Regions from separate parts of the Homo sapiens genome. Here region 2 is linked to region 1. A link is an interaction called in ENCODE POLR2A ChIA-PET data of the cell type or tissue named here. Cell type or tissue: GM12878. All regions are shown on one strand. Each heading gives the region's core, and the rest is flanking DNA. Links, peaks and the distances in the headings are about the cores only. Region 1 holds the start of ZBTB46-AS1 (ZBTB46 antisense RNA 1). Region 2 overlaps PRPF6 (pre-mRNA processing factor 6).

Evidence for each region. ChIA-PET counts read pairs that join two places held together with the same protein. Peaks named below come from ENCODE experiments on the same cell type or tissue, not always from the same donor. Only the 100,000 strongest peaks of a DNase experiment are listed, where the experiment ranks them.
Region 2: POLR2A ChIA-PET joins it to region 1 with 6 read pairs; 4 of 35 experiments call an interaction of 5 or more read pairs at or near these places.

Annotation. Positions count from the first base shown.
Region 1 is chr20:63,799,702-63,816,617 of GRCh38, reverse strand. The region is part of intron 1 of ZBTB46 (zinc finger and BTB domain containing 46); the gene reads left to right. It overlaps ZBTB46-AS1 (ZBTB46 antisense RNA 1), which reads right to left and starts at 8,542. Exons shown (of 3, transcript NR_110081.1): 1 at 8,463-8,542. RefSeq lists enhancers at 102-852, 853-1,603, 13,933-14,434. In GM12878, for the core only: no CTCF peak of the experiment used is centred there; no DNase peak of the experiment used is centred there.
Region 2 is chr20:63,999,206-64,010,191 of GRCh38, reverse strand. It overlaps PRPF6 (pre-mRNA processing factor 6), which reads right to left. Exons shown (of 21, transcript NM_012469.4): 8 at 10,433-10,589; 9 at 8,953-9,115. Among named protein-coding and RNA genes, the nearest start is that of PRPF6, 24 kb to the right of the region's middle. RefSeq lists a silencer at 4,926-5,098 and an enhancer at 10,039-10,541. In GM12878, for the core only: no CTCF peak of the experiment used is centred there; a DNase peak (open chromatin) is centred at 3,089; H3K27ac peaks cover 267 bases.

The sequences.
Region 1 (16,916 bases), core at 6,455-8,954:
ATTTCTCTATGGAGGCTTCTCCACACATCAGCAGCTGCTACCTCTCGTGGCCACTGTATCCTTGACGCTGCTGTTATTTACAGCAGAGGTGGCAAGTAACCAGCGTCACCAAAATATTAACTAATGCATTCAGCCAGTGTGCACGCAGCCCTGGGCCTGTGGCAGGTCAGGTTCCTGGCCTGGGTACACAGCAGGTCATGGAGTCCTTGCTTTGCTGGGTTATGCAGATGGGGGAGATGCTTTGAGTATCTTGGGTGATGTGAGCCTGTGAGGAGAGACACGGGGTGGGTGGGGAGGGAGTCATGTTGAGGGTGAGCAGAGATGGAGCCAAGAGGGGCAGCTGAGTGTTGCGGCTGCTTGTGCCTCCCAATCCGAAGCAGGACTCGGGCCCTCCTCTGGGCACCCCCTTTGCCTTGCTCACTGCACCTGTGCCCACTGCATCTGTGCCCACCGCACCTGCACCCACTGCACCTGCACCCACTGCACCTGCGCCCACCTGCGCCCACTGCACCTGCGCCCACTGCACCTGTGCCCACCTGTGCCCACTGCACCTGCGCCCACCGCACCTGCACCCACCGCACCTGTGCCCACCTGCGCCCACTGCACCTGTGCCCACCTGTGCCCACTGCACCTGCGCCCACTGTACCTGCACCCACTGCACCTGTGCCCACTGTACCTGCACCCACTGCACCTGTGCCCACCTGTGTCCACTGTACCTGTGCCCACTGCACCTGCACCCACTGGACCTGCGCCCACCTGCACCTGCACTCACTGCACCTGTGCTCACCTGCACTCACTGCACCTATGCCCATCTGTACCCACTGCACCTGCACCTTCTGCACTTGTGCCCACCTGTACCCACTGCACCTGTGCTCACCTGCACCTACTGCACCTGCACCCACTCGACCTGCGCCCACCTGCACCTGCACTCACTGCACCTATGCCCACCTGCACTCACTGCACCTATGCCCACCTGTACCCACTGCACCTGCACCTTCTGCACCTGTGCCCACCTGCACCCACTGCACCTGTGCTCACCTGCACCTGTGCCCATCTGCACCCACTGCACCTGCACCCACTGGACCTGTGCCCACCTGCACCTGCACTCACTGCACCTGTGCCCACCTGCACTCACTGCACCTATGCCCACCTGTACCCACTGCACCTGTGCTCACCTGCACCTGTGCCCACCTGCACCCACTGCACCTTTGCCCACTGCACCTGCACTCACTGCACCTGTGCCCACCTGTACCCACTGCACCTGCACCTACTGCACCTATGCCCACCTGCACCTGTGCCCATCTGCACCCACTGCACCTTTGCCCACTGCACCTGCACTCACTGCACCGGTGCCCACCTGCACCCACTGCACCTGCACCCATTGCACTCACTGCACTTGCACTCGTGCCCACTGCACCTGCGCCCACTGCACCTGGGCCCACTGCACCTGTGCCTTCAGCTCAGACTTGGGCTCTCGGCCTTTTGTGTCTTCTCAGCAGCTGGTGAGCTGTGGCCCCTTTTCAGAATAGCATGTTTTGTTTGTTTATTTTGAGACAGGGTCTTGCTCTGTCATCCAGGCTGGAGTGTAGTGGCGCAATCTCAGCTCACTGCAGCCTCGACGTCCTGGGCTCAAGCGATCCTTGTGCCTCAGCTTCCTGAGTAGCTGGGACCCCAGGCATGTGAGACCATGATCAGCTCACAATAGCATTTTTAGTGCATCCAGTAAGATCCCTGGAAAATGAAGGGTAGCAACTACTGAAATATCATTGCTAAAATTCAGGAAAGTTTGATTTGTGAGGTAGTAACATGTGGAACTTTAATTTAGCACATAGCATTGTGAATGGTGCATCTGATATTCCTAATTCCGAAGTAGGGTGAGTATCGAGCATTCTAAGTTGCCTGCGGTGGCCATGGTGCGATGTGGACATGGCTGTGTCTGTGGCTTGTCACCCACAGTCAGACTCCTGAGGCCCAGGCTTGCTGCACTCCTCTGGGAGGTCAACCCCAAATGAGGACCCTTGCCTGGGGGTGGGAGGAGGCAGGTCTTGGGGTTCTCTCCCCCTGCAGAGGCAGGTCTTGGGCCTCCTGTTGAGGGGTGGGGCTGCCTGTGGGTTTCCAGATGAGATTCTCTCTCACCGCATTTGCACCGCTGGATTGTATATTTTCCCAGTTTTGTAAAAGTTATATTATTATTTTAAAACCTAATTATATTTTTAAAAACTTATTTTGGAACTTTTCAAACATACACAAAATTAGAGAGAACGTCCACGTCGCCTGGCTGCGGGAACCCCCAGTGCTCTGCTCTTGTCTTACTCATCTCTCCCACTCTCTCCCACTGTTTTTTCTTTTTCCTTTCTTTTTTTCTTTTCTTTTTTTTTTTTTTTTGAGACGGAGTCTTGCTTTGTTGCCCAGGCTGGAGTGCAGTGGCGTGATCTCGGCTCACTGCAAGCTCTGCCTCCCGGGTTCATGCCATTCTCCTGCCTCAGCCTCCCTAGTAGTTGGGACTACAGGCGCCCACTGCCATGCCCGGCTAATTTTTGTATTTTTAATAGAGACAGGGTTTCACGATGTTAGCCAGGATGGTTTTGATCTCCTGACCTTGTGATCCACCCGCCTCGGTCTCCCAAAGTGCTGGGATTACAGGCGTGAGCCACCGCGCCCGGCCCTTCCCACTGTTTTTTCTCTCAAGTGTTTTAAAGCAAATCTCAGTTTTACCCTCGGTGCTTCGTTGTGTGTGGCTCACACGCAGCCGGGCACCCCGCAACACTTCCTCAGCGTCGCGATGCTGGGCTGGGCTCAGCGTTCTTGACTGTGGCCTGCACATTTTCACTGTGGCTTTACTTGAATCAGAGTTGGGATGAGGGCCATGTGCTGCTTGTGGGTGGTGATGTCCCTGAAGTTGCGTTTCTTCTCTCTGTTTCATGCTACTTATTTGCTGAAGGATCAGTTTTGGTTCTGTGACACTTCCTACCTGAAGGTCTGGCTGGGTGCATCCTTGTGACCTTGAACTCCTGCCTGAGCCGTCAGTAGAACCAGGTAGAGGCGGGAGGGCTGGGACTCGCCCGCGCAGGGCAGTGGCAGGGGAGCAGTTACTCTGGTGTGTAGCCACAATGCTTACATTGGAATTTCCAACTTAATGTATTTTATTTATTTATTTATTTTTTTTTTTTGAGATGGAGTCTTGCTCTGTCTCCAGGCTGGAGTATAGTGGCACAGTCTCAGCTCACTATAACCTCTGCCTCCTGGGTTCAAGTGATTCTCCTGCCTCAGCCTCCCGAATAGCTGGGATTACAGGCGCGCTCCACCACACCCGGCTAATTTTTGTATTTTTAGTAGAGACGAGGTTTCACCATGTTGGCCAGGCTGGTCTCGAACTCCTGACCTCAGATGATCCACCCGCCTCAGCCTCCCAAAGTGCTGGGATTACAGGTGTGAGCCACCGTGCCTGGCCCCAACTTAATGTATTTTAAAACACGGGTTGTTTCATATTTTGATGCCTGTTTTTGTTTTGTTTTGTTTTTTTGAGACGGAGTCTCACTCTCACCAGGCTGGAGTATAGTGGTGCGATCTCGGCTCACTGCAACCTCCGCCTTCCGTGTTCAAGCAATTCTGCTGCCTCAGCCTTCCAAGTAGCTGGGACTACAGGCACGCGCCATCACACCCAGCTAATATTTTTCTCTATTTTTAGTAAAGACGGGGTTTCACCATGTTGGTCGGGATGCTGTCAATGTCTTGACCTCATGATCCACCTGCCTTGGCCTCTCAAAGTATTGGGATTACAGGCATTAGCCACCACGCCCAGCCGTAGTTTTTGTTTTGTTTTGTTTTGTTTTTTGTTTTGAGATGGAGTCTGGCTCTGTCACCAGGCTGGAGTGCAGTGGGGTGGTCTTGGCTCATGGCAACCCCCACCTCCCGGGTTCAAGTGATTCTCCCGCCTCAGCCTCCCGAGTAGTTGGGATTACAGGCGCCTGCCACCACACCCAGCTAATTTTTTGTATTTCTTTTACTAGGGACGGGGTTTCCACATGTTGACCAGGCTGGTCTTGAACTCCTGACCTTGTGATTCGCCCGCCTCCACCTCCCAAAGCACTGGGATTATAGGCGCGCACCACATTGCCTGGCTAATTTTTTGTATTTTAGTAGAGACGGGGTTTTACCATGTTGGCCAGGCTGGTCTCGAACTCCTGACCTCGTGATTCGCCCGCCTCCGCCTCCCAAAGTGCTGGGATTACAGGTGCACACCACATTGCCCGGCTAATTTTTTGTATTTTTAGTAGAGACGGGGTTTCACTATGTTAGCCAGGATGGTCTTGATCTCCTGACCTCGTGATCTGCCCGCCTCAGCCTCCCAAAGTGCTGGGATCACAGGCCTGAGCCTCCTTGCCTGGCCTTGTGAAAAATTTTAATGTTAATTTTCTTATTTCAAGTTGATTTTCATTTAGTTTTTACTAAAAATGCAAATGTAGTTTACCGTTGCTTCTCTTTTTTTTATGTAGGAAAAGTTGATGCAAATTTTGCCTGAATTTGGAGTTTTCCTATTAGTGAGAGTTTTGTTCCGAAAAGATCGCCGCCACTTTGGTGGGTCAGCACTAAAGCCTTGTTTCAATATCTGCAGGGTCAGTTCTTTTGAATATTTTAATGCTTCCACGTTTGGAGTCTAAGAGCTATTTTTACTTTAGTTTTTTTTCCCAGGCAAGTACTTGGTCTGAACGATGTATGAGCCAGACCTGGCAGAAAAGTGGGAGTTGGTGAAATAGATGTGCTACTTAGTGACAGGGACTGTGATTCTAACATTTTGTCTTATGGCAGAGTTGGATGAAAGGGGTTTGTTCCTGCACCATGGCTCACCTGCCCAGTGAGTCCTGAGTCCTCATGTGGCAGGGAGTCAGACAGCAGCAGCTCTCTTCCCAGCGGGGTAGAGCTCACCTGGCTGCAAGGTGAGCCGGCTGGCCCGTCGCCCAGCTCAGAGCTGACCCTCACACGTGCAGATCTCTGCTGGGCCCAGGGGTCAGGGTCAGTTGTCTGCGTCACCTATGGGCCACCCCCTCTCTGCACCCCCGAGATCTTCCTGCTCTCTGCGTTGCCTATGGCTATGAGCACAGTGGGCTTCCTGGAAATACTTTCAGAGGAGGTGACAGTCGTATCCTTCCAGGGCCCCTCCTGCCCTGTGGAAGAACTTACTTCTGCTCCTGGAAGTCAGAAGCTGGGAGGCCTGGGGCTGTAGTGTCTTCTGTATGAGAGGTGGGGTGGGGCTGGGGAGAGGAAGGCTGCTTGACTCTTCTTCAGGGAGACCCACCCCATGGCAGCTCCGAGGTCCTAGTGGGCTGGTGGCTCGCATCTTGTCCACCTGTTGTCGTCTCTTGCCCCTAGGGGGGCTCATGCCCATCCTGTGGGGTTCTGGGACCCAGACTCGCCCCTGTGGGCTGGGCGGGGTGGGGCTCATGCCCATTCTGTGGGGTTCTGGGACCCAGACTCGCCTCTGTGGGCTGGGCGGGGTGGGGCTCATGCCCATCCTGTGGGGTTCTGGGACCCAGAGAGGCAGACTCTTCGCCTGCCTGTTGGGTTTGTGAAAAGTCAAAGAGAGTGGAACACGGACGCCGGCTGGTGCTCTCCAGTGTTCTCCGGCTCTGCCGCTGGAGCTCCTCGTAGGAGTGAGGAAAGAGAGTGGAGCCTGGACGCCAGCTGGTGCTCTCCGGCTCTGCTGCTGGAGCTCCTCGTAGGAGTGAGGAAAGAGAAACGTAGATTGCTCTCATGTTCGCGCTCTGTTCACCTCCTGGGTGCTGATTTCCTGTGGCGTCATCCTACCCTGCATCTGTGCTGGTGGGCACGTTCTCGCGTTTGTGTTTTATTTTTATTTATTTTTTTGTTTTTTGAGACAGAGTCTCACTCTGTTGCCCAGACTGGAGTGCAGTGGCACAATTTTGGCTCACTGTAACCTCTGCCTCCCATGTTCAAACGATTCTCCTGCCTCTGCCTCCCTAGTAGCTGGGATTATAGGTGCGTGCCACCACGCCCAGCTAATTTTAATATTTTTAGTAAAGACAGAGTTTCGTTATGTAGGCCAGGACGGTCTCAAACTCCTGATCTCATATGATCCACCTGTCTCAGCCTCCCAAAGTGCTAGGATTACATTTGTGTTTTATGAATAAGGACCTTGGTTTGCGAGGGGAAGGGGGGTTTTGGTGCCTATCCTGAGTGTGGTCGGTGTGTGTGAGCTTGTGCAGACACGACCAGCTGGGCTTTCTGTTCTCATTTCTTCCCGTTAATTTCTGATAAACTTCTAAGCATCCACGTGACTGGCATTTTTAATGTTCCTGGAATTGGGTTTTGCTCAGTTTTAATACTTGACGGTTTTCTGGGCCATCTTCGAATTGTCGAGTGTTTGGGTCTTTTTCTGTTTGTCACTGTTAGCCATAGCAGTGCTTGGAACATCTTGGAACCAATTAGCTTTTTGGGTTATTTCCTTGGGGCAGAGTCTCAGAAGTGGAATTAGTCAAAGAGGCAGAGGCATCTGTAGGCCTCATCCCCACGCTGCAGGCTGCTTCAAGGGCCGCCCCACTCTGGGCCTCCTGTGTCACGGCCACCTTTGTAATTGACATTACGTTAATGTTTGCCAGTTCCATGTATTTAGAGTTTTCTTTTCTTTTTTTTTTTTTGAGAGAGGGCCTTGCTGTGTCACCCATGCCGGAGTACAGTGGTGCCATCTTGGCTCACTCCAACCTCGACCTCCCGACTCAAGGGATCCTCCCACTTCATCCTCCAGAGTCGCGGGGACTACAGGTGTGCACCACCATGCCCGGCTAATTTTTTCTATTTTTTGTAGAGATGGGGTCTCACCATGTTGCCCAGGCTGGTCTTGAACTTTTGGGCTCAAGCCATCTGCTCGCCCCGGCTTCCCTCAGCGTTGGGATTTCAGGCATGAGCCACCATTCTGGCCTGGCCTTGAAATCTTTTCTCAGAGTTAAGCACGTGTCTTTTAAGTCCTTTCCAGAAATCTTTAAAATTGTATCATTGAGTTAAGCCACACTGGCCACCACACGGCTAACTTCGTAAGGGAGAAGAGGGGAGAGGAAGGGAGGTCGCGGAGCTCCTGCTGTCTCCCGGAGTCCTCTCCACCTGCTGGGCTCTGGCAGGTTTGCTGAGGACCGCGTGAGGGCGCTGCTGTCTTCTGGGCTCAGGGCTCCTGTGAGCTCCTGAGGCCTGGACCCAGGGGTGGCCTTTGTTGCTCCCTTGGGCATAATATGGGGGGACACAGGCAAGATGTGGGGCCACCACCCCAGCAGGCCTGTGCCGAACCCCAGGACCCCATTCCTGGAATAGACGCGGCCATGAGGACTGGACGCGCTGGGCGTGGCCCACGGCGGGGCCCCCAGGGCTGCGCCCCCAGGGCTGCTGACCTTGCCCCCCTTGGCTCCACCGAGTCTGCACCTTTAGTGCCCACTTCGGCCAAGCCCATGGCGAAGTGCCCCAGGCGCTGCGGTCCCTGCGAAGGGGAACGTGGAAGGCGAACGTGGAGAGCCCCTTGAGTGCCTCTGCAGCACCGGAGCACCGAGCCGCCAGCTCCCAGGTCTTACCTCATGAATCATGGAGTTTTCTTTCTTTTTTTTTTTTCTTTTTCTTTTTTTTTTTTTTTTTTTTTTTGAAGCGGAGTCTCGCTCTGCCGCCCAGGCTGGAGTGCAGTGGCGCCATCTCGGCTCACCGCAAGCTCCGCCCCCCGGGTTCCCGCCATTCTCCTGCCTCAGCCTCCCGAGTAGCTGGGACTGCAGGCGCCCCCACCACGCCCGGCTAATTTTTTTTTGTATTTTTTAGTAGAGACGGGGTTTCACCATGTTAGCCAGGATGGTCTTGATCTCCTGACCTCACCATCCGCCCGCCTCGGCCTCCCAAAGTGCTGGGATTACAGGCGTGAGCCACCGCGCCTGCTGGTTTTATTTCTTAAGGCGGCCTTGGCGCCTGTCCTGGCCGAGCGCTGGACCGAGGAGGGCCTTCTCTGGGGGAGGCTCTGTCCGCCTCCCACCCACGCTGGAGGAGCTCAGGTCTCATGGGGAGGCAGGACTCGCTTAGGGGCGGGAGGTCACACTGCCCCGGAGCCCAGGCCCTGCCCTAGGAGGAAGAGCCTGGCTTCCCCCTTCCCTCCCGCCGGGCCCGGGGCTGAGACTCCTTGTGGGTCCGGATGACCCTGTCCGTGACCTCCGCCCTGGCCCCGCTTCCGCCCCACGCCCCCCTGAAGCCCCGGGCTCCGTGGCGTCTGCCTTCCGGGCCCTCCCCTGCGCTCAGCCCCCGGGGCAAGGGCTGGGAAGGATGGCTTGACTGGCCTACAGGGTACAGGGGACCCCTGACAGGTTCATCGCTGGGGCCCCATGGGCCCCCCCTCCGTCTGTGCCGTGCGGATGTGGAGACTGAGGACTCCTCCATCGAAGGCGGCCGGTGGTGAAATCCAGTAATCTGGGTGGGGTCCTTACCGCGCTGTCCGCGGGGTTTCCTCACTGCTCAGGCGGCTGCTGCTCATCCACGCCACCTCCGTCGGTCCGTTCAGCTTCCGTGAGTGTCCCCTGTGGGAAGGTCCGTTCAGCTTCCGTGAGTGTCCCCTGTGGGAAGGTCCGTTCAGCTTCCGTGAGTGTCCCCTGTGGGAAGGTCCGTTCAGCTTCCGTGAGTGTCTCCTGTGGGAAGGTCCGTTCAGCTTCCGTGAGTGTCCCCTGTGGGAAGGGCCTGTGCCGCACAAGGTGGGGACTTGGGCACACGGCCTCGGAGGCCAGACACCGGGCGAGCCCCGCTCTGGGAGTGAGACCCGCTCGGAGGGGGAGCGAGCCCTGAGGCGCCGCCTGTAAGCCAGACCCGCTGCCTCACACAGACGGGTGCTTCGCTTGTTTTGGCCTAGTACAGCTTTTAAGCAAAAAGTAACTGGTTAGGGATTCTATCATATTGCTTGATGTAAACAAATGCGGCAAAATGTTAAAAAATGGAGTAGCTGAAGGCCGGGCGCGGTGGCTCACACCTGTAGTCCCAACACTTTGGGAGGCCGAGGCGGGCAGATTGCTTGAGGCCAGGAGTTCGAGACCAGCCTGGCCAACATGGTGAAACCCCGTTCCTACTAAAAATGCAAAAATTAGCCAGGTATGCTGGCGTGCGCCTGTAGTCCGAGATACTGGGGAGGCTGAGGTGGGAGAATCACTCGAACTCGGGAGGTAGAAGTTGCAGTGAGCCAAGATGGCGCCACTGCACTCCAGCCTGGGTGACAGAGCGAGACCAAACTGACTCAAGAAGAAACAGAAAATCTGAATAGACCTATAACAAATAAAGAATCAGTAGTCAAAAAACTTCCAATGAAAGAAAAGTTCAGAAACTTTCACTACAGTTATTGTACTTTTTAGCTTCCAAAAAGAAAAGTCAATTTCAATAAAGAAATTGAATCAATAGTCAATAAACTTCCAACAAAAGAAAAGTCCATCTCTGTCTCTCTCTATATATGTATATGATTGTATATATCACTTCACTGTTGAATTCTATCAAACATTTTAAGAATTAACACCAATCCTGGCCAGGCGTGGTGGCTCACGCCTGTAATCCCAGCACTTTGGGAGGCCGAGGCAGGTGCATCATGAGGTCAGGAGATCGCGACTATCCTGGCTAACACGGTGAAACCCCGTCTCTACTAAAAATACAAAAAATTAGCCGGGTGTGGTGGCGGGCGCTGGTAGTCCCAGCTACTCAGGAGGCTGAGGCAGGAGAATGGCGTGAACCTGGGAGGCGGAGCTTGCAGTGAGCCGAGATGGCGCCACTGCACTCCATCCTGGCCGACAGAGCGAGACTCCATCTCAAAAAAAAAAACCAAAACAAAACAATTAGCTGGGCGTGGTGGTGGGCGCCTGTAGTCCCAGCTACATGGGAGGCTGAGGCAGGAGAATCGCTTGAACGTGGGAGGTGGAGGTTTTAGTGAGCCAAGGTCGCACCGTTGCACTCCAGCCTGGGTGACAGAGCCAGATTCCATCTCAAAAAAAGAGAAAGATTCCATCATATTCCTTGAGAGCATAGTGTTGCCTTTATTTTAAGCAGGTATTACAACCTTCTTATTTAGGTTCTATTTTTTTTGAAGTTACCATTTCAGGTCAGAGTTAGCCATAGCAGTATCTCAGATTTAAAATGTACACAAATAGTTTTCTTGCCTTGTTAAGCTGATTAGCTTTCTTTTCTTTCTTTTTTTTTTTTTTTTGAGATGGAGTTTCACTGTTGTTGCCTGGGCTGGAGTGCAGTGATATGTTCTCGGCTCACTGCAACCTCTGCCTCTCGGGTTCAAGCAATTTTCCTGCATCAGCCTCCCGAGTAGCTGGGATTACAGGCACCCGTCACCATGCCAGGCTAATTTTTTTTTTTAACTTTTAGTAGAGACGGGGTTTCACTATGTTGGCCAGGTTGGTCTCGAACTCCTGACCTCAGGTGATCCGCTCGTCTCAGCCTCCCAAAATGCTGGGATTACAGGCGTGAGCCACCTTTCCCAGCCAGCTGATTAGCTTTCTGAGAAAATTATAATATTTTTAAAAGTTGGGGCCGGGCATGGTGGCTCATGCGTGTAATCCCAGCACTTTGGGAGGCGGAGGCGGGTAGAGCACCTGAGGTCAGGAGTTCGAGACCAACCTGGCCAACATGGTGAAACCCTGTCTGTACTAAAAATACAAAAAAATTATCCGGGTGTGGTGGCACACACCTATAATCCCAGCTACTGGGGAGGCCGAGGCACGAGAATCACTTGAACCCAGGAGGCGGAGGTTGCAGTGAGCCGAAGGCTTCAGTGAGCCGAGATCGTGCCACTGCCCTCCAGCCTGGGCGACAGAGCGAGACTCCGTCTCAAAAAAAAGGAAAAAAAAAAAAAAGCTGATGCATGGCTTTGTGTATTAGTTTCCTGGGGCTGCTGTGAAAGTACCACCTGCTGGGCAGCTCGCGGCAGCAGAGGTGTCTCCTCTCAGTTCCAGAGTCCAGCGCTGGAACTCAGGGTGTCTCAGGGCCATGCTCCCTCTGGAGACTCCAGGCAGGGTCCTTCCTGCCTCTTCCAGCTCCTGGTGGCTCCAGGCATCCTTTGGCTTGTGACTTTGTCACTCCAGTTTCTGCCTGTGGTCACATGACCTTCTCTCCTCCCTGTGTCTTTTTTTTTCCTTTAGAGATGGGGGTCTTGCTCTGTCACTCCAGCTAGAGCACAGTGGTGCAATCGGAGCTCACTGACTGCAGCCTGCAACTCCTGGGCTCAAGTGATTCTGCCGCCTCAGCCTCTCAACGTGCTGCGATTAGAGGTGTGTACCACACTGCCCGGCTGCTGTTTCATTTTACCTTCTATCAGCACTTAGTATGAGACATTTTTGAAATACTGTAAATCAGTATTACAGATTTAATTTTCAAAAGGTACTGTAGGTCGGGCGTGGTGGCTCATGCCTGTAATCCCAGCACTTTGGGAGGCCGAGGTGGGCGGATCACGAGGTCAAGAGATCGAGACCATCCTGGCCAACGTGGTGAAACCCCGTCTCTACTAAAAATACAAAAATTAGCCAGGCATGGTGGTGTGAGCCTGTAATGTCAGCTACTCAGGAGGCTGAGGCAGGAGAATCAATTGAACCCGGGAGGTGGAGGTTGCAGTGAGCTGAGATCGTGTCACTGCACTCCAACCTGGCAACAGAGCGAGACTCCTTCTGAGAAAAAAAAAAAAAAGTCATGTAGGTTTTTTTTGTTGTTGTTTTTTTGAGACGGAGTCTCACTATGTTGCCCAGGCTGGAGTGCAGTGGTGCCAACTCAGCTCACTGCAACCTCCGCCTCCCAGGTTATAGCGATTCTCCTGCCTCAGCCTCCCGAGTAGCTGGGACTACAGGCGCCCCCCACCACGCCTGGCTAATTTTTTTAATTTTGGTAGAGACGGGGTTTCACCATGTTGGCCAGGCTGGTCTCGATCTCTTGACCTGGTGATCCACCTGCCTTGGCCTCCCAAAGTGCTGGGATTACAGGCGTGAGCCACCGTGCCCGGCCTGGTACTGTAGTTTTGTTGACCCCAAGTGTATGTGTTGGGCCTGTCCAGCATTGAGATGTGGTCCCTGGGCTGAGAGGAGGGCAGGGCAGTGTCAGGCAGCGAGGTGGCATGTGTGCTGTCAGTGTAAGAACAGTGACGCCCGGGAGGGCTTCCTGGAGGAGGGGGAGGCTGTGTCCATTGGCTGAGAGGGCTCAGGACTGCTGTTGTGATTCATGGCAGGATTCGCCTTTACAGATCTGACCTGTTCCACTGTGTCATCTATAACCCAAATGACAGACTAGGAGCTCAGCTGCCCCGGCCCCCTCCTGGGTGCCCAGAGCACCTTGTGCCCATCTGGAGGCACCCCTGCCACCCTCACACATGGCCCGAGCCAGGCACTGCTCCAGGCTTCCCCTGCGTGTGACTGGTGGGCACCTGGCTGGAGCTGGAGGGATGCTGAGGCCTGGAGCTGCTGAGGTGGGAGTGGAAGCCCCTCCATTCAGGGACCCCACAGCCCACCGAGACCCTGGTGGCTGGGGCTGAGATGGGACAGCGCAGGGCAGTGAGAGGTGTTTGGAAAGGGGAAGCGTGCTGGGCTCTGGCTGGGGACGCCCGACAGAAGGAAGTGACGTTATGTCGGTGCAGTGGCTCACGCCTATCATCCCAGCGCTTTGAGAAGCCAGGGCGGCAGGTTCGTTTAGGAATTCAAGACCAACCTGGGCAACACGACAGAACCCCGTCTCTACAAAACAAAAAAATTAGCCCGTGTGGTGGCGTGCCCCTGTGGTCCCAGCTGCTCAGGAGGCTGATGTGGGAGGATGCCTTGAGCCTGGGAGGTTGAGGCTGCAGTGAGCCGAGATTGCGCCACTGCACTCCAGCCTGGGGGACAGAGTGAGACCCCATTACAAAAACAAAAAGAAGGAAGTGACGGTAGCCAGGTTCGGGAAGGCGGAGGAGGCGGCCTGGGCGTCAGAGCCGGGCTGGAGATGAAGGAACTGAAAGGGGCCAGTGGGCAGGGAGGGGCGGGGCTGGCAGGGCCTCCGACAGAGACCTGGGCAGCCCGGGGCCTGGGCAGCCCGGGGCCGGCAGACATGGCTTTGCATCTTCAGATGGCCACATGGGGGCTGCCATGTGGAAAACCTAAAGTCCTCATCGCCAGCACCCACTTGCTCACTGGAGATGATGTGGATAGTACCACCGGTCTCGCTGTCGAAAGACGACTCTGCTAACATGTCTTGGAGTGTTTTCTAGTCAGGAGCTCACTTAAAAATTTTGAAATGCGACCACGAACAATGGTAATATGATGTATATGAAATTTAATTTGTACGACAGTTTCACAGTATTCATGTCTTAACCTTAATTTTTTCAGAAGAAGGTAAACCATGAACGCCTTGGTGTGAGGGGAGGTGCCTGGTTCCTGCTGGTGAGGCGCCCTGGGGGATGGTGCCCACACTGGTCCCTGCCTGGATGGCATCCTGGGGGATGGTGCCCACGCCTGGTTCCTGCTGGTGAGGTGCCCTGGGGGAGCCGGGTTGGTGGGTTTCTTCGCAAGAGTGGGCAGAGCTGCCCAGAAACGTGTTTCCTCCTGTTGGCGTCTGTGGCATCGCGCTCTTTGGTGGTAGAAACGGGGCGTCAGTGACCTGGGGCTGCCATGTCAAAGGGCCACAAAGGGAACGTCGTAAACAACAGACATCTGTTCCCTCCAGTCCTGGAGGCCGGAGGTCTGAGGTTTGGGCATCAGCCCGCCGCGGTTCCTGGGAGGGTGCTGGGGGCCTGAGGTTCGGTCGTCGGCCGCGGCGGTTCCTGGGAGGGTGCTGGGGGCCTGAGGTTCGGTCGTCGGCCACGGCGGTTCCTGGGAGGGTGCTGGGGGCCTGAGGTTCGGTTGTCGGCCCACCGCGGTTCCTGGGAGGGTGCTGGGGGCCTGAGGTTCGGTCGTCGGCCGCGGCGGTTCCTGGGAGGGTGCTGGGGGTCTGAGGTTCGGTTGTCGGCCCACCGCGGTTCCTGGGAGGGTGCTGGGGGTCTGAGGTTCGGTTGTCGGCCCGCCGCGGTTTCTGGGAGGGTGCTGGGGGTCTGCTCCAGGCCTCTCTCCAGCCTCTTGCCGGGGCCTCCGCCGCTGCCGCTTTGTGCCGACCTGTGTCCAAATTTCTTCCCCTTTTAAGGGTACTTATCATACTGGATTAGGGGCCCCCAGTAACCTCATTGTTTTTTTTTTGAGAGGGTCTCATTCTGTCACTCAGGCTGGAGTGCAGTGGCGCAATCTCAGCTCACTGCAGCCTCCGTCTCCCGGTTCAAGTGATTCTTGTGCCTCAGCCTCCTGAGTAGCTGGGATTACAGACGTGCGCCACCACACCCGGCTAATATTTGTATTTTTAGTAGAGACGGGGGTTTACCATGTTGGCCAGGCTAGTCTCAAACTCCTGGCCTCAAGCAATCTGCCTGCCTCTGCCTCCCAAAGTGCTGGGATTACAGGTGTGAGCCATCGTGTCCAGCCCCAGCGACCTCATCTTAATTAATTGCATCTGCAATGACCTATTTCCAAATAAGGTGGAATTCTGAAATATGAGGGGTTAGGGCTTCAACATGAATTTGGGAGGCGGGGGCGGGGGGTTCAACCCGTAACAAATGGCAGTGAGGTCCTTGGATAAGCACAGGATTATAGCTGAGGAAAAATATTTTTACAAAAACTAATCCTTTATTGAGGCATAATTTACGTGCAGCAAACAGCACTTGTTTAACGAGCATAATCTGATGAGCTCGAACTCTTGGGTGGAGCTGCCGGTGGCTTTGGAGACACAGGCCGTCCCCATTGTGTCTGGAATTGGTGGGTTCTTGGTCTCACTGACTTCAAGAATGAAGCCATGGACTCTCGCGGTGAGTGTTACAGTTCTTAAAGGCGGCGTGTCTGGAGTTTGTTCCTTCTGATGTTCAGACGTGTTTGGAGTTTCTTCCTTCTGGTGGGTTCGTGGTCTTGGCTGGCTTCAGGAGTGAAGCTGCAGACCTTCACGGTGAGTCTTACAGCTCATAAAGACAGTGTGGACCCAAAGAGTGAGCAGCAGCAAGATTTATTGCAAAGAGCAAAAGAACAACACTTTCAATGTATGAAAGGGGACCCCAGCAAGTTGCCACTGCTGGTTGGGGCAGCCTGCTCTTATTCCCTTACCTGGCCCCACCCACATCTTGCTGATTGGTCCATTTTACAGAGAGCTGATTGGTCTGTTTTAGAGAGAGCTGATTGGCCCATTTTGACAGGGTGCTGATTGGTGCGTTGACAATCCTTGAGCTAGACACAAAAGTTCTCCAAGTCTTCACTAGATAGCTAGACACAGAGCACTGATTGGTGCATTCACAAACCTTGAGCTGGATACAGGGCGCTGATTGGTGTGTTCACAAACCTTGAGCCAGATACAGAGTGCTGATTGGTGTATTTACAATCCCTCAGCTAGACATAAAGGTTCTCTAAGTCCCCACCGGATCAGCTAGACACAGAGCACTGATTGGTGCATTTACAAACCTTGAGCTAGACACAGGGTACTGATTGGTGCATTTACAAACCTTGAGCTAGACACAGAGTGCTGATTGGTGTATCTACAATCCCTTAGCTAGACATAAAGGTTCTCCAAGTCCCCACCAGACTCAGGAGCCCAGCTGTCTTCACCGAGTGGATCCGGCACTGGGGCTGCAGGTGGAGCTGCCTGCCAGTCCCGCTCTGTGCACCTGCACTCCTCAGCCCTTGGGCAGTTGATGGGACCCAGCGCGGTAGAGCAGGGAGGGGCACTCGTCAGGGAAGCTCTGCAGGAGCCCACTGCGGGGAGGGGGAGGCTCAGGCATGGCGGGCTTCAGGTCCCAAGCCCTGCCCTGAGGGGAGGCAGCTAGGGCCGGCGAGAAATCAAGCACAGCGCCGGTGGGCCGGCACTGCTGGCGGACACCCTCCGCAGCTGCTGGCCCGGGTGCTAAGCCCCTCATTGCCCTGGGCCGCTCCGAGTGTGGGGCCGCCAAGCCCACACCCACCCGGAACTCTAGCTGGCCCGCAAGCGCCGCACGCAGCCCCGGTTCCCGCCCACGCCTCTCCCTCCACACCTCCCCGCAAGCTGAGGGAGCCGGCTCCGGCCTTGGCCATCCCAGGAAGGGGCTCCCACAGTGCAGCAGCGGGCTGAAGGGCTCCTCAAGTGCAGCCAGAGTGGGCGCTGAGGTCGAGGAGGCGCCAAGAGTGAGTGAGGGCTGTGAGGGCTTGCCAGCATGCTGTCAACTCTCACCATCACCACAGGAGCTTCCCGCAGCCTCTCCCCCTACCCCAGCCCAGGCAGCCCCTGGCCGGTTGTCTGCCACTGTGGACTCACTTCTGTTGTCTAGAGTTTCCTATAAAGGGAATCACACGCTTTCCTTGGTGACTGTCTTCTCTTACTCAGCGTAACTGTGGGATAATCCGTGTGGCGTGGATGTGACCTGTATAGGGGGACGGAAGGCTGAGCAGGGAGGTGCCCCAGGGTGCCGAGGCCGGGACGGAGCCCAGCAGCCCCTTCTTGTGCCTGAGCTGCCTCTGCAGTTTGGAAGCATCCCGTGTTTACCTGCTCACCTGTTGATGCACATTTGGACATTCGGGTTGTTCCCAAACCTTGGCTGTTCTGAGCGAAGCTGGTGTGAACGTTCACGCATGAGTCTGTCTGGACAGGTGGTTTTGCTTCTCGGGTAGGTACCGGAGTTGTTGGGTCCTGTGGAGTTCAGCTTTGCTGAACTGTTTTCCACAGCGGCTGCACCGTTCCATGTGCCCTCAGCAGCTGAGCAGGCTCCAGGTGCTCGTGTCCTCGAGGACACATGGTGTGGCCTTGCCTCTTAGTCCTGGCCACTCTCATGGGGGAGCTTGCTGTGGTTCCGGGCGCACTTCCCCGACAGCTGGGGAAGCCTCTGTCCATGTGTGCCTGCTGATGCTTCT
Region 2 (10,986 bases), core at 1,772-4,271, 200 kb before region 1:
GGTCAAACGAGAAACCACGTCACAGAAAAGGAGATAAAAACAGGAGGCTCATGTGGTGAGCATGCTGCTGGTCAGGATGAGACGGACTTCCCTGGTTGACAGTCAGGGACCACACACCTGCCCTTTATGTGGCTTCCTTCAGGTCTGGGGCAGACACAAACAAGGACAAACGGAGCATCTTGTGGTAGCAGAAAGCAAGGAAGTGACTGAAGACTGCCAGGGTCATATCAACAGGACTCAGGAAACCAGTGACCACGGGAATGAACCTCAAAAACATGCTGAACAAAAGAAACCAGTCCCAAAACAGTTTATACTATATGACTCCCTTTATGTGACGTCTGAAAAGAGGCAAAACTAATCTTGGTAAAATAAGTCAGAAGCATGACTGCCAACGAATGGGGATAGTATGGATTGATTGAGAGGCACCAGGGGACTTTCTGCGGGGATGGAAATGTTTTTGTTTTTGTTTTGAGACAGAGTCTCATTCTATTGCCCAGGCTGGAGTACAATGGCACGATCTCAGCTGACTGCTACCTCCGCTTCCTGGGTTCAGAGATTCTCCTGTCTCAGCCTCTAAGGTAGCTGGGACTACAGGTGCGCACCACCACGCCTGGCTAATTTTTGTATTTTTAGTAGGGACGGGGTTTCACCATATTGGCCAGGCTGGTCTCAAACTCCTGATCTCAAGTGATCCGCCCGCTTCGGCTTCCCAAAGTGCTGGGATTATGGGCGTCAGCCACGGTGCCCACCCTGGAAATGCTCTATGCCTTGGTCGAGTGTGGGTTACAGGGGTGCATGCACTTGTGAAGACATCAAACTGCACACTTAAGATCTACGTAATTCACTTCAAATATTTACGAAAAAATGCCAGTGTCTGAAATACCTCTCTTTTTTTTTTTTTTTTTTTTTTTTGCGATGGAGTCTCGCTCTGTCGCCAGGCTGGAGTGCAGTGGCGTGATCTCGGCTCACTGCAACCTCTGCCACCCGGGTTCAAGCGATTCTCCTGCCTCAGCCTCCCAAGTAGCTGAGTACAGGCGTGCAGCCACCATACCCAGCTAATTTTTGAAATTTTAGCAGAGACAGGGTTTCACCATGTTGGCTAGGATGGTTTGATCTCTTGACCACATGATCCGCCCGCCTCGGCCTCCCGAAGTGCTGGGATTACAGGCATGAGCCACCACGCCCGACCTAAAATACCTCATTATTACATGTTTTCCCTTAAATAAAAATACCTAAAACTTAAAAAAAATTCAAGAGCAAACTAGAAGAGACTTCCACTGGACAATGATCAGAGAGTCTGAAGGTCAATAAGCATATTAAGAATATTACCTGCAATGTATTCAAACCCATGAAATACCACAGCATTCAATAGTTCATAACAAAGCTCCAAGAGACCATTAGTCACCTTTGGAGAATGCTAGAGAATCAACGCATCATCCCGAAAGTTGAAAGGAAGCAAATCAAATATCTATTCTGTCTTTCCCAAATAAACTCAGAATAACCAAATCATGGATATAGGAAAATTCTTCTCTTAAGAATAATTCTGGCAATAAAAGCAAAGAGTGACCTAATTATAATGTCACCGTTTTGCACACCCTAATGAAGGAACAGATGCGGGCACGGGTCACCAGCCACTGCCAAAGGCAGGAGCTGAAAGGCTGTGGAGAACTCCATGAAGGACACTGGGGCCACTGAGCAGTGACAGCCTCTGCAGCTCCTGACGCTGCTTGCATTGCCACGAATATTTCCTTGATAAAAAAAGAAAAAAAAAACACAAAGCTTACTCTTATGAGTCTCCAAATCTACCTTCCAATTTACAAGAGGATACAGGAAACAGAGGATACAGGAAACGAGACCCACATGAAACAATCTCACAGGCTGCAGTGAGCAAACCCTGATGTGAGGAATCTCAAGGAAAAACAACCCAATTCCATCAACAAACCGAGAGAAGACATCAACCAAACGGCAATGTTCAGACTTTGCTTAGATCCTGATTCAAACCAACCATGTGTGCATGTGGTTATGCATGCATGTGCCCGTGCAGGTACTGACATGACAGCTGGAAAAATATGAATGCAGTAGACATTTAATGATGTTAAGAAATTAGGCCGGGCCAGGTACAGCCCGTAGCTCACGCCTGTAATCCCAGCACTTTGGGAGGTCGAAGTGGGCAGATCACCTGAGGTCAGGAGTTCGAGACCAGCGTGGCCAACACAGTGAAACCTTGTCTCTACTAAAAATACAAAAATTAGCCAGGTATGGTGGCATGCACCTGTAATCCCAGCTACTGGGGAGGCTGAGGCAGGAGAATCGCTTGAACCCAGAAGGCGCAGGTGCAATAAGCTGAGACTGTGACACTGCACTCTAGCCTGGGTGACAGAGAGAGACTCCAACTCAAAAAAAAGAAAAAGAAATTAGGCCAGGCAGCTGATTGTGGTGGTTCACACCTATAATCCCAGCATTTTGGGAGGCTGAGGTGGGAGGATCGCTTGAGCCCAGGAATTCGAGACTAGCCTGGACAACATGGCGAAACCCTGTCTCTACAAAAAATACAAAAATTAGCTGGGCGTGGTGGCATGTACTTGTGGTTCCAGCTAGCTGGGAGGCAGAGGTGGGAGAATCGCTTGAGCCCAGGAGGTGGAGGTTGCAGTGAGCCAAAACTGCACCACTGAACTCCAGCTCCAGCCTAGGCAAAAGAGGGAGACTCAGTCTCAAAAAAAAAAAAAAGAGGAAAAGGGCAGGGCAGGGGAGGGGAGGCGGGGAGGGAAGCGGAGGCGGGGAGGGGAAGAGGGGACGGGAGGCAGAGGGGAGGGGAGGCGGGGAGGGGAGAGGGCAAGTGAGCTAGCTCTCCTGCAGGTACCTGCTCTCCTGCTGAGAAACAGCCCCAGGCTGGCTGTGAGGCCCTGGCAGGGAATGAACACTCAGCTAAGGGACATAAAATGACTGAGCAACCTGCTGCCCACTCCAGGTGTTACTGACAGACCAAGCCACAAGGTTGGGCAGATGCAGCAGTGGCCTCATAGGGTGGAAATGGCACCCAGGAGATGGTGTGGAAGGAAGGCAGGTGCAGCACAGCTGCCTAAGCTATGGGGCAGATGCCTCCTGCACTGGTGGCTGCTCAACCGCTTTCCTCCCTCAGCCCACACTGACAACCTCTGGGGAGTCCCTTAGGGTCAAGGGACTGAGAAGACAAAAGTCTGCTGTGGTTTACGCATGGTTCTGCACAGCACACTGGCACTGACACCCCTGGCCTTATTATCTGGATGTCCACTTGACCAACTGAAAGACGGCCAGAAGACGAAGCTATATGAATTCACCGATTCAGGCAGAACATGGTCTTACCATGTGCCCATCACTCAGAGCCATGGCCTGGCAGCCCAGTAGGATGCCACAAATGCTGTGAATAGACACCAATCCCGGCTGGATCTCACAGCCAGAACACACGGGTCTAGGAATAAACAGTGATGTCTGAATGGCTCAAGTCCCATCTCCGCTGCCACAAGTCCCGTCTCCACTGCCAAGAGTCCCGTCTCCGCCTCCTTGGACCCTCCTGTCAAGAGAGCTGGTCCAAAGGCCGGGTGTGGTGGCTCACATTTGTAATCCCAGCACTTTGGGAAGCTGAAGCGGGTGGATCATGAGGTCAGGAGTTCGAGACCAGCCTGGCCAACACAGTGAAACCAAACCCCATCTCTATTAAAAATACAAAAATTAGTCGGGTGTGGTGGCAGGTGCCTGTAATCCCATCTACTTGGGAGGCTGAGGCAAGAGAATTCCTTGAACCCAGGAGGCGGAGGTTGCAGTGAGCCGAGATTGCGCCACTGCACTCTAGCCTGGGCAACAGAGCAAGACTCAGTCTCAAAAAAAAAAAAAAAAAAGAGCAAGCTACGAGCTACTCCAAAGGGAGTATGTGCCAACCAGGGTGCAGACCACAGCTCCCTCTGGCCTCCTCATGTACCAGCCCTGGCTGGAGAGGCTAACCCTGACTCCCAAAGCGAGACTGAGTTGCTGCCACCCACTGTGGGAGACTATCTAGAGGCCAGTCCTAAAAACAGTTTAGTATTTCTGCTTTTACCAGTAAAAGTTAATGGGAACTACAGCCACCAAAAAAGCAAAACTACCAACAAGTCAGACCCTTTGGGGATAAAGATATGGGTCCTGGCTGAGCACAGTGGCCCCCATCTGCAGTCCCAGCATTTTGGGAGACTGAGGTGGGAGGATCACTTGAGCCCAGGAGTTTAAAACCAGCCTGGATGACACAGGGAGACCTCGTCTCTTTGAAAAATTAAAAACTCAGCCAGGCATGGTGGTATGTCCCTGGAGTCCCAGCTATTCAGGAAGCTGAGACTGGAGGATAGTTTGAGTCTGGGAGGTTGAGGCTTCAGTGACCCATGATCATGCCACTGCACTCCAGCCTAGGCAACAGAGCAAGATCCTGTCTCAAAATAAAAATTATTTAGGCATGGTAGTATGTACCTATGGTCCCAGCTACTCAAGAGCCAGAAGCAGGAGGATCACTACAGCCCAGGAGGTTGAGGCTGCAGTGAGCTGATTGCAACACTGCTCTCCAGCCTGGGCAATAGGACGAGGCTCTGTCTAAAACAAAAAAAAGATTTGGGTTACTCATCCAGGTCAAGAACCCTGACCAAGCAGGGTGACAGCAGAGGGCACAGCAGTAAAGAAGGAAAGTCCTAACCTCCAACCAGGCGACTAGGCATAGAGAGAAGACACAGAACGACCCAGTTGTTTTTCCTGTGCGCTCTCACCTCGACTGCGTGGGAGATGAGTGCTCTATTTGTCTAAATATGAACTACTTCCCTTAATACTTTGTACATTGGTGGAGATGAACTTCGCGTCTCTAAAGAACAGAATATTCATGCGGGACTCAATTTATGGAGTCATTAACTTACGACTCCCAGGACTCTGTGTCTTCAAGTTTTGGGAGAGAGCTGACATATCTCCATGGCATCTCATCAGCAGCCCACAGGCATGGCACTAAAACCAACAAGGTCACCTTCCCCAGGTGCTTTCGGAAGCCACATGGCACACCATGATACAATGGCCTTCAAGGAGTGTGACTTTATGAGCAGAAGTGGAGGAAGCACACACCCCTGAAGTTGGCCTAGAACAGAAGAGTATTCTGAATGCTAGACACAGCCATGAAGACGTGACCGTGCAGAGGCCAACATGCTCTCCGGGGGTCACGTGACTGCAGGGAAGACCCTCAACCTGAACTGTGCCATTCCTGTGCCCCCAGAGGGACACGCTGGCGACGGCCACTGAAGGATGCCACGCTTCACAGGCCAGAGCATATGGCGTTAGTGTAAAATAACTCCACTTCCACACATCTGCATTAACTAGCGGAGTACACAGCATGTGAGTGCATTATTGTAGGGGAGCTGCCAGTCGGGCCTCCCCAGGGGACTCTGCACGTGGGACACCCCACCCTGGCCAGGAAGCTCACATGCTGCACCCTCCCCAATCCTGAAAGCCCTCTTCCCTTTTACAGAGGAAGACATGGAAGCTCAGAGGCCAAGCACCATGCCTAAGGTTACTCAGCCTCCTCAGGTCTCAAGATCAGCACCCAAAACGCCCATTCTCCCAACAAAGGACTAAGGTGTCAGCTCAGCCCAACAGCGACCCAGAGCTCACAGAGACCATGCACTGCCAGGCTCCCTGGCTGGCAGGTGTCCTAAGTCACCAGTGGAAGTAGCTGTCATCTTAATTTCAAAAACCAGACCCTTCAAGCAACGTGTAAGTGTTTGCTAATAACCAAATGAAGCAGTGCTGGGCTTCACCCCAGGAAAAGAATACAGTTTTTGGAAACACTCTTGGGAAAGGGCAGGCCAGGACCAGTATTAGGGCAGCGGCAAAGGCCATCCTGGAGATCCTGGGTTCATTCCACCTTAGCCCAGCTTCTCTGCCTGAGAGAGCACAGCCAGGAGGCCACTCCCTGAGAGAACAGCCGTGGAAACACAGTCCCTCAACACTCCCCGAAGGCCCCCGCCTCCAACAGCATACTCCCATCTCCAAATCCAAACCAACTGGAAATGAACCCAGACAATCTGGTGGTGAGCAGGGAGTGGCCACAAAGACATTCATGATCATTCATCAAACTGTGGCAGGAAGAATTCAATAGAGCTTTTCTAAGTAAACAATACTAATTACCCAGACTTTCATGGGCTCTTCATCAAAGAACTATTTCTTCCTAGCTGAAAAAAGATAAACTGATTTCTACAAACCCAGACAGGTGCTAACTTTCTGTTCCTGGCCACCTCATTATAAGACGCTGTCTCTGGCCGGGCGCGGTGGCTCACGCCTGTAATCCCAGCACTTTGAGAGGCCGAGGCGGGTGGATCATGAGGTCAGGAGATCAAGACCATCCTGGCTAACATGGTGAAACCCCATCTCTAATAAAAATACAAAAAAAAATTAGCCAGGCCTGGTGGCGGGCGCCTGTAGTCCCAGCTACTTGGGGGGCTGAGGCAGGAGAATGGCGTGAACCTGGGAGGCGGAGCTTGCAGAGAGCCGAGGTCGTGCCACTGCACTCCAGGCTGGGCGACAGAGCGAGACTCTGTCTCAATAAAAAAAAATAAAAGAGGCTGTCTCTGAGCATTCACTGAGCAGCTGGGCTGCGGTCAAGAAACCAGCCTCGACAGAGGAAAGCACGTTCACATGTGAGTGCACAGGGTCGGGGGAACATGCATCACAGGCAAGCAGCCTTCACCTGTCTTCTAACAGACGTAGACAGTAAGTGAATGAAACTATATTTGATAAGGGGCTTTCTACCAAAGAGCCCTCATCTGCACGGTCCTATCAGCACAGAAGCCTCAATGGGATATTTCGCTTAAAGACATTTGGAAAAACAAGAGCTGGAAAGCTCTCACTGAAAACTGCCCTTGATTCCATAAAATACACTTTATTTTTCCTAGGCTATAAATTCAGGAAGAATAGGCTGGATGCGACGGCTGATGCCTGTAATCCCAGCTCTCTGGGAGATCAAGGCAGGAGGATCACTTGAGGATGGGAGTTTGAGACAAGCTTGGACAACACAGCAAGATCCCATCTCTACCAAAAATTAAAAATAGCTGGGCATGGGGGTGGGACCTATACTCCCAGCTACTTGGGAGGCTAAGCTGGGAGGATCGCCTGAGCCTGGGAGGTGGTGGCTGCAGTGAGCCAAGATCGTGCCACTGCACTCCAGCCTGGGTGACAGAGCAAGACGCTGTCTCAAAAAAAAAAAAAAAATCTGGCCGGGCACAGTGGCTCACGCCTGTAATCCCAGCACTTTGGGAGGTCGAGGTGGGTGGATCACTTGAGGTGAGAAGTTCAAGACCAGCCTGGTCAACACAGTGAAACCCCGTCTCTACTAAAAATACAAAAATTAAGCAGGCGTGGTGGCAGGTGCCTGTAGTCCCAGCTCCTCAGAAGGCTGAGGCAAGAGGATTGCTTAAACCCAGGAGGCGGAGGTTGCAGTGAGCCAAGATGGTGCCATTGCACTCCAGCCTGGGGGACAAAGTGAGACTCCATCTCAAAAAAAAAAAAAAAAGAAAAGAAAAGGCCAGGCACAGGGGCTCACGCCTGTAATCCCTGCACTTTGGGAGGCCAAGGCAGGAGGATCACTTGTGGTCAGGAGTTTGAGACCAGCCCGGCCAACATGGGGAAACCCCATCTCTACTAAAAATACAAAAATTGGCCAGGCATGGAGGCGCACACCTGTAATCCCGGCTACTCGGGAGGCTGAGGCAGGAGAATCACTTGAACCCGGGAGGCAGAGGCTGCAGTGAGCCAAGATCGTGCCCCTGTACTCCAGCCTGGGCGACAAAGCGAGACTCTGTCTAAAAAAAAAAAAATGGATAGAAGCCACCTGCATAGGCCAGGTGCAGTGGCTCACGCCTGGAATCCCAGCACTTTGGGAGGCCGAGGCAGGCAGATCACAAGGCCAAGAGATCGAGACCATCCTGGATAACACAGTGAAACCCCATCTCTACTAAAAATACAAAAAGAAATTAGCCAGGCGTGGTGGCAGGCGCCTGTAGTCCCAGCTACTCAGGAGGCTGAGGCAGGAGAATGGTGTGAACCCGGGAGGCGGAGCTTGCAGTGAGCCGAGATCACGCCACTGCACTCCAGCCTGGGCGACAGGGCGAGACTCCATCTCAAAAAAAAAAAAAAAAAAAAAACCAGAAAAAAAAAACAAAAAATGAAAAAAAAGAAGCCACCTGCACAGATTAGCTTCAGAACAGCCCCCTGACTAGCACTCGTTCTGGACCCAGTTCAAGAGCAGCATCTACTACACACTTCCAGTGACAGGAGAAACAGTGCTCCTTTTATGAATCCACAGTAATAAAAATAAACAAACTACCCACAAAAGCTCTACCCTGGCAGGAATCCCTGGATGGAATCAGGTTGCCTGGTAGGCACACCGTCTGTCGTTATCTGACCTGAGCTGACGGCACACGCTGCATCGCGGGAGCAGAAGGCACAGCCTCGTCAGCAGCAGGAAAGAGTTCAATCAACGTGTGGCTCTGGTGCCTTCTCAGGAGAGAAAATGAGTAACACCCACAACGGGTCTGCACGTGCCAGGTGCCGGCTCAGCTCTTCACACAGACCATCTCCAGAGCCCCAGGACACAGGCTTTGAGCTACCGTTGTTCTCACCCTGCAGATGAGGGAAGCCTGGACCAGAGTGACCGCCCAAGCATCCAAGATCACACACTGGAAAAAGGCAGGAGTGAGGGCTCAACCCAAGCATCCCTTCCAGGATGGGAACTTGCCCACCACAGTATCCCTCCCCCATGGGGGTCCAAGGGCAGAGGCAACCCAGCCTGAGAAAAGGCCTGAAAAATGTCCCTGGTTCCTTATCCACTCTCACCAAAAGCCTGAGCCAGGAGCAGGAAAGCTGCTGAGAGGAGGGGCCCCAAGGAGGGAGAAAGCAGCACCTCCGAGGGAGGCTCACCTTTCCGAAGAACCCGCTTCTTTGCACGAATGTCCGTTTCCAGCTCTGCGGCTCTGATGTAAATCCTGACAGACTGTGGGAGATGACGGACAGCTTGGGCTACCACGGCCTTGGCTGTGTCCCCAGGCTGCAACCTGGCTGCTTCCAGCCAGACATCTTCACTCTGTGAGGCAAGAGATAAGACCAATAAGGCTCAGTGCAGGCTGGAAGCCGCAACAGGGCAGCAGGCACAGATCTCCAGAGCAGATCCTCGGGCCCCAGAATTTACGAAAGCCAATTAGCTCAGCCTCTAACACACCTGCACCAGGAGTCGCCCCCTTATAACCACACTTGGGAACATGGCTACCATATGTCTGACTGAAGAACACCTAATGGCCGGGCGCGGTGGCTCACGCCTGTAATCCCAGCCCTTTGGGAGGCCGAGGCAGGTGGATCATGAGGTCAGGAGTTTGAGACCAGCCTGGCCAACATGGCAAAACCCTGTCTCTACTAAAACTACAAAAATTAGCCGGGTGTGGTGGCAGGTGCCTATAATCCCAGGTACTCAGGAGGCTGAGGCAGGAGAATTGCTTGAACCCGGGAGGCAGAGGTTGCAGTGAGCTGAGATCACGCCACTGTACTTCAGCCTGGGCAACAGAGCGAGACTCAAAAAAAAAGAAAAAAAAAAAATGAAACACCACTTTGTGAAAAGAGCATGATTTCCTTCAGGACAACTCCATGGACAAAGCAGAGACTGCACATCTGCTCGGGTCGTTCTTTTTTGTTGTTTTTTTTTTTTTTTTTGAGACGGAATCTCGCTCTGTCGCCCAGGCTGGAGCAGCATGGTGCAATCTCAGCTCACTGCAACCTCCACCTACCGAATAGCTGGGATTATGGGCACCTGTCACGACGCCTGGCTAACTTTCATATTTTTAGTAGAGACGGGGTTTCGCCATGTTGGCCAGGCTGGTTTCTAACTCCTGACCTCAAGTGATCCACCCGCCTCAGCCTCCCAAAGTGCTGGGATTACAGGCGTGAGCCACCGTGACTGGCCACCATTAGGCGGGTGAAGAGCTGACCAACTGAGCTCTTTATAATGAAGCTTAGCCTGCCGTCAAACCAGTGGTGGATTCAGGCGTGGTGGATTCAGGCATGGTGGCGGGCGCCTATAGTGCCAGCTACTCTGGAGGCTGAGACAGGACAATGGTGTGAACCTGGCAGGTGGAGCTTGCGGTGAGCCGAGATCGTGCCACTGCACTCCAGCCTGGGTGACAGAGCGAGACTCCGTCTCCAAAAAAAAAAAAAGTGGTGGATTAGCCTTCACTCCACATGAAAACAAGCAGGAAAAAGCCCTTGGCTGCTTTTCACATCCTCCCCCAGCCTGCCCTATTGTCTGTAGTTTCAATACCAAAAGACAAAGAGATTTGCTCTAACAAGTTTACTCCCGTAGGGGCCACAATCACGCAGCCTCCCAGGAAACGCCTCCCAGGAAATACCTCACCTTGGGGCACATCTCCGTCCCCTTCATGATAAGGTTCCGAGCTACTTGTAGCTTCCCAGTGACTTCTTCCAGGCGGGCTGATGCAATCCAGGCTGGCGGGTGATGAGGGTTCGTCTCCCGAACAGACTTGAGGAGCAGTCGCGCCTTCTTGATATCACTATGAGAGGGAGAGTGCACACGGCATCAGGCCATGCTGTCAGGGGTGCACCCGAGACCTGGGATGAGGGCACCCACTTCACAGTCACAATGTAAGAACTATCAGTCCTGATGTCCTGAGTTACAAAAACCAACTCAAAACCTCAGTGCGCACTATTCCAAGCCTCTGTAGCCTCCCCGCAGACAAACGCTGAGAACCGAAGGTCCAGATGGGACATGTGGGACACAGCCAGCTGCTTTCCTGCCCAGCACAGGCAGGGACTTTGCAGTATCATATGTAACACATTGAGTGTACGCAATGAATGGATACAGATACATTTCAAATGGAAAAAACAAACTACTCCACTTTACATTTCTTAGAACCGCCATGTCCCATTTTGACAGCATACTGTCCATAT